2 separate regions of the Homo sapiens genome follow, and region 1 is linked to region 2. The links are chromatin loops, found by intact Hi-C in ENCODE. Cell type or tissue: PC-3. All regions are shown on one strand. Each heading gives the region's core, and the rest is flanking DNA. Links, peaks and the distances in the headings are about the cores only.

Region 1 (2,926 bases), core at 338-2,837, 170 kb after region 2:
TTTTTTGGTGAAGTAGTCTCCTTCTGGATGACTTTCAGGTAGTCTCTTTCTGTCTCTTTGTCTCAGACTTAAAAATACTTTTACTTTGCTTTTTGGCATGAATCGCTTAATCAGTCTTCCTGTTACTCTGAACTTTTGCTTTTTTCCAACTCTGCCTCATTATTTTATTCATTAATTTCACCTTTACAGACTTCCTGCTATCTGTTAGCTTTGCTCCAAGCATTGGAATTCTAGAGATACAAGGCAGTCACTGGCTTCATGGAGATCTTCTTGTCTTAATTTCACTGTAATATTTAATTCAAGTCAATTAAGTAAAAATTTACTAGCATTTCCTATGTTTTAATCATCCTGAGGAAAAGAAAGATGGAGAACTGTCTCCGATCTTAAGAAATTCATAATCAGATTAGAGAGAGCAATATTTACAAACATAGGAAAGTGTATTAAATGTTGAGATAAATGTTTTTTTAACTTGTTATGGGAGTTTTGAGAAAAGATCTGATTTTATACCATTGAGAACAAGGTAGAGAAAGAGGAAGGCTTATTACTACATTTGACATAAATGGTTCATTTCCTCAATGTGTGCACATCCAAAAGAGACCCATTGCCTTGTTGTCGTTTTACTGGTGTAATTTCCCCTGAGAAATTTAACTAAAGTTTTCATTTTTTATATTTCTTTATAGTTGGAAGGCCTAGCAGTCCTAGATGAAAGACAGTGGTGATATATGTTGAGGAGTGAAGGAAGTTGGAGAAATGGGCACCTGGGGAAGAAGCATTAAGTGTTGATTAATTTAGTCCAACAAATGTATTGAACACAAACTATGCCAAGCACTGTTGTAGGTTTTGCACATGCAGCAGTACACGAAGCAAACCAAAATCTACCCTAATGGAAGTTGTATTCCTAGTGAATAGGATACTTAAGAAATAAATAAATATGCAAAAAGCATAGTATGCCAAATGATGAGGGCTATACAAATATATAAAAGATTTTAAAAATATTTTTATATCTCACAGAAAAGAGAGGGGGATTTTTAGAGTAGACCTACTTTACATAGAATAGTTAAGAAAGTCCTCACTTACAGGGTGACGTTTGCACAGAAACTTGACCATGGCAAGGGAGTGAGCTGTGAGAGTATCTGGAGGAAGAACATCACAACTGAGAAGTACAATGCCCCTGAGGTACAAGAGACAACAAGGAGGTATTCCAGGGTACAGTGATCAAGGAAAAGAGAATTTTAAAAATGAGATTTACAGAGAGAGCAGAGAGTCAAATCTTGTAATAACAGAAATGACTGTGGGCTGTTCAAAGAGTAGGGAGAGAGAATAACTATGGTTAATAGGGAATGAGTCATTAACTCGTGGTCAACATACCGAAGATCCACATGCAAGTTTAGGTAGCAGACCAGGAATTCACCCTTTCCAAGGACAGGAATTCAGTCTAGGGAATGTTTAATCTGATTTTCCTATTTTTAGAAAGTAAAATGGGCAGAAAGGACTTGAATTTGGAGTCGAGAAGTTTGTTTCTTGTTTCTGCTCTGCCCCTAACTAGCTATCTAGGGCTAATAAATTTTAAATCTCTGGGTTTCCTTTTTGTTTCTCCTTTGAAATGAAGAGATGTTTTCTATATGTTATGTAAGCTTTAAATATTCAATTCAAGGCTAAGTGGTGAGTCCAACCTAGTGCTACAAATACTTACTATTTTTAGAGGGCCCAGAAAGCCAGGTTTATTCTTATTTTTTAAACTTTTGGGGAATCCTATAAAATAACAGTTTTTTCTGTTCATTTCTTTGTTTCTGAGAGAAGGCCTATTCCTCTGGCTAGTTTTCCAGCTTGACTTCTGAGCTCAACAAGGTAGAAGACAGAACAGTGAATCTGGAGGCATTCTCTGAGATCTTTGCACACAACGGTTCATCATCCTCTGTAAAGGGCATATGCACATAATTTCTGCGGGCAAAAGCTTAACTTTTTAAATAGAAAACAAATAAATAGTTACTTAATTTCTCCATTTTAACATATTAATATAGTTTATGATCTACATTTCAGAATATTTTATTTTTTTAGATAGGATCTTGCTATGTTGCCCAGGCTTGAGTGCAGTGGCTCTTCATAGGCACAATCATAGCTCACTGCAGCCTGAACTCCTGTGCTCAAGTGATCCTCCCACCTCTGCCTCCCAAGTAGCTGGCCTACAGGAGTGTGTTGCCACTCTTGACTACATTTCAGAAATTTAGAAACCATGTTCACATATGAGTTAATGTATAGCTTGGTCTGGGTTTTCAATGTTAAGTTCAAGAAGGACTTTTTTCTTTCTTATTTTCAACTACAATTTTATGCATAATTTATCACTGAATAATCTAAGTCCTGAAGTAAAAATATTATATTATGTAGATGACTCATAAGATAGAAGATACTGCTCTAATTTTACTTAGTTATCCTTTTTGACCTATGAAAACTGGATTATTCTCAAGGCCTTATTGATGCCATTGTGGTCATAGGTTCCAGTGCCTGAGATTCAACCAATGAGTTAAATACCTAAGCTACAATGACATCCTTTTAAAGGGGCCACAATGTAAGGCAGAAAATACAATATCAATTACTTATTGAAACTCACCATCTTGATAGCAAAAGAATCCCAGAGCATACCTCTTGCTGACCCTGAGGGTGAAGGACAGCATTGAGGAAGCATCTAGAAGGGTGAAGAGTGAACATACTGACTATCACTTCAACACCTCATTGAAGAGTCAGTGTTGGTAGGTTGGTTTTTCCACCAGATCATACTAGAGTTATTCTTTCCTTCCCCTTTAAAAATTTCTATACCACTGTGAAAGGAAAATATCTTGGGCCCCCAAAAATCACTAAGGAAGACTCAAGCTGGAAACTGCTTAGGGCAAACCTGCTTCCCATTCTATTCAAAGTTATCCCTCTGCTC
Region 2 (2,926 bases), core at 290-2,789:
TCTAAGCTATTAATTGTTTATTGCCAAATGAAATAATGATGTTTATTGTTTTCTATTAATACCTGCCAAGAAACCCTGCTTCAGAAAAAAATCATAAACAGTATGAAATTTGAAAGAATATAACCATTTGTACAAATGATTAAAAACTGCAGCCTAATCAAGGAAACCATAGTATTCAAACTACTTACATCTTGCCAGCTGATTTGTAAATACAGCAACCACGGACTTACTGTATGTCTGAATTAGATAAAAATTACATCATTTTCTTTGTGCCTGGGAAATAGTAAATGCTCAATAGATGTTTAGGAAGAGTTTGGGTAAAGAATGAAAAGTGTTAAAGAGAGGAGAAAAATCTTATCAATAGGTCACCAATCTCCACCCTGCCAAAAATCAAACCAACAATCATCACACACACACACATACACACATGCTTAAAGGGAAGTAACACATACATTTGAAAGTATATTCTCTTAAAGACAATCCCCCCTCAAATTTAAAAAATGCTAACTGTGCTTTTGGCCAATGTTACATGTGTAATTTCTTGAGTGTTAGCTCAAGGACTTACTTTGCAGAGAAGCAATTTATTCAAGACAGAGACTACACTGTGAGATGCAATCTTTATTATGTTTTAAAACTGAAATAGCCTCAAATACTTACAGACGTCAACATTATCAAGTAAGTTTAATTCCCAGTATAAGTGGTTTATGTGTTTTTAAGTCTCATCTATGGATTGAAATAACCCATAAAGTAGTTAGTAAATGACAATTAATTTGTAAGGAAAATTGTGAACTAAATGAGGAGGGCATAAATAAAATATGCAATGAGATCCAAAGAAAGTCTCAAAAACTCAGTGAGGAATAGTTATGTCTCATTCATTGATTGTTTTGCTCAAAACAGAAATAAGGTAAACAAAAATATAAGGTCAACCAAGAGCAAGTTTCTGTGCTAGGTACCATAGATTGTCCAACCAGTGCACTTGTGACAAGGAATTTCTCACTATGCTCAAACTGGCCATCTGTGTGCTCTCAAAATGCCTGCCATGCCTATAAATCTCATCTGTGAATGTCATCCCCCATTCTCCTGCTGGAAGAATAACCCTACCTTAAGACAATCAACATAAGCCTTTCCCCCTCTGAAGATACGAGAGTAGGCACCTGAGCTAAGACTAGATCATCTAAGGCTTACGTGGGGATCTGGCACAAAACCTCCACCTAAGCAAAGCAACAGCAGCTTGGGCAACAAAGCAAGACCCTGTCTCTACAAAAAATACAAAACAAATTAACCAGGTGTGTTGGCACACACCTGTAGTCCCAGCTACTTGAGACGCTAAGAAGGAGGACTGCTTGAGTCTGGGGAGTCAAGACTGACGTGAGCCATGATGGCACCATCACACTCCAGCGTGGGTGACAGAGGGAGACTTCCGTCTCTTAAAAAAAATGCAACAGTAACAGTGAATTACCTGAACCAAGAATAGGCTCTAGACTCTGAGCGGGATGGGAAGAGAATTAGTCTGTTTGTAGCTGGAGCAGAAAACCAAAGACACAGAGGAATAAGATACTTTACAGATGTTATAAAGCAGTAGAGTTCATGAATAATAAGTATAAGTGATAAGAAACCGAGACAGAAAATGGTAGAGAAACATCTACAATAAAGAGAGTACTGGTGGCAGCAAGAAAAATATGACAGAGGGAGCTGTCATCCCAATGGCAGAGGATCAACTCTGTCACTAGGGGGCAGAGAGGGAATCTACTCAGAAGAGCCACACTAGTTACGTCCCAATTCTGAATCTCAGTCCATCTTCCCCGGGTTCTCTTAAAGACTGGACATGTTGGCTGGGGTTCCTGTCTTGTTCATCTCTAAACTTAGCCTTTCTGAGGTGAGTGAGTTTTTTTTTTTCTTGCAATCAAAAGAATCTATCATAATCTTTTCTGTCTGGTCTCCTTAACATCCATTCAAGGAACTTGTCTTAAAATGATGAATGAACAAAACTTTGATTGTATACAACACTGTAAAAATATTTTTTTTACAGCCAGGCATGGTGGCTCACACCTGTAATCCCACCACTTTGGGAGGCCGAGGCAGGCGGATCACCTGAGGTCAGGGGTTTGAGACTAGCATCACCAATATGGTGAAACCCCATCTCTACTAAAAATACAAAAATTAGCTGAGTGTGGTGGCATGCACCTGTAGTTCCAGCTACTCAGGAGGCTGAGAAAGGAGAATTGCTTGAATCTAGGAGGCAGGTTGCAGTGAGACAAGATCACACCACTGCACTCCAGCCTGGGCGACAGAGTGAGACTCTGTCTCAAATATATATATATATATATATATATATATATATATATATACACACATATATATATACATATATATATATTCTATCTATTAATACACTCTCAAAGAATTATACTAACCCAATGAAAAGAAAAAAAAGGCCACATAAATTTGTTATGTGTCTTAAGTCACTGAAAAAAGTGTAGTTTTCAAAAAAGGAAATATGTTTTTCATTTATACATAACTGTTCTATAGCTAATTCAAAGCAATAACAACAAATAAACCTATGCTGTGGTTATCTTTTCTTTCTTCACAAGAACAGTAGGGCAAACATAACTTAACTTTGGCTTCTGTATTTTCTTTGTTATACTGAAAACATTTTTTTAACTAAAGTCTATTTTATTTATCTATTTACTTATTTATTTATTTATTTTAGATGGAGTCTCGCTCTGTTACCCAGGCTGGAGTGCAGTGGTGTTATCTCGGTTCACTGCAACCTCTGCCTCCTGGGTTCAAACAATTCTCCTGTCTCAGCCTCCCAAGTAGCTGGGACTACAGGCGCATGCCACCACATACAGATAATTTTTCCATTTTTAGTAGAGATGAGGTTTCACCATATTGATCAGGCTGGTCTCGAACTCCCGACCTCAAG

The links. Peaks named below come from ENCODE experiments on the same cell type or tissue, not always from the same donor. Only the 100,000 strongest peaks of a DNase experiment are listed, where the experiment ranks them.
Region 1: it touches region 2 in a loop (2.5-fold over the local background); 3 of 110 quality-filtered maps call a loop at or near these places.

Annotation. Positions count from the first base shown.
Region 1 is chr2:188,198,274-188,201,199 of GRCh38, reverse strand. All of the region lies in intron 1 of LINC01090 (long intergenic non-protein coding RNA 1090), which reads left to right. Among named protein-coding and RNA genes, the nearest start is that of LINC01090, 88 kb to the left of the region's middle. In PC-3, for the core only: no CTCF peak of the experiment used is centred there; a DNase peak (open chromatin) is centred at 1,399; H3K27ac peaks cover 796 bases.
Region 2 is chr2:188,368,362-188,371,287 of GRCh38, reverse strand. All of the region lies in intron 1 of GULP1 (GULP PTB domain containing engulfment adaptor 1), which reads right to left. Among named protein-coding and RNA genes, the nearest start is that of MIR561, 72 kb to the right of the region's middle. In PC-3, for the core only: CTCF peaks have their summits at 1,517 and 1,723 (motif pointing right); a DNase peak (open chromatin) is centred at 1,737.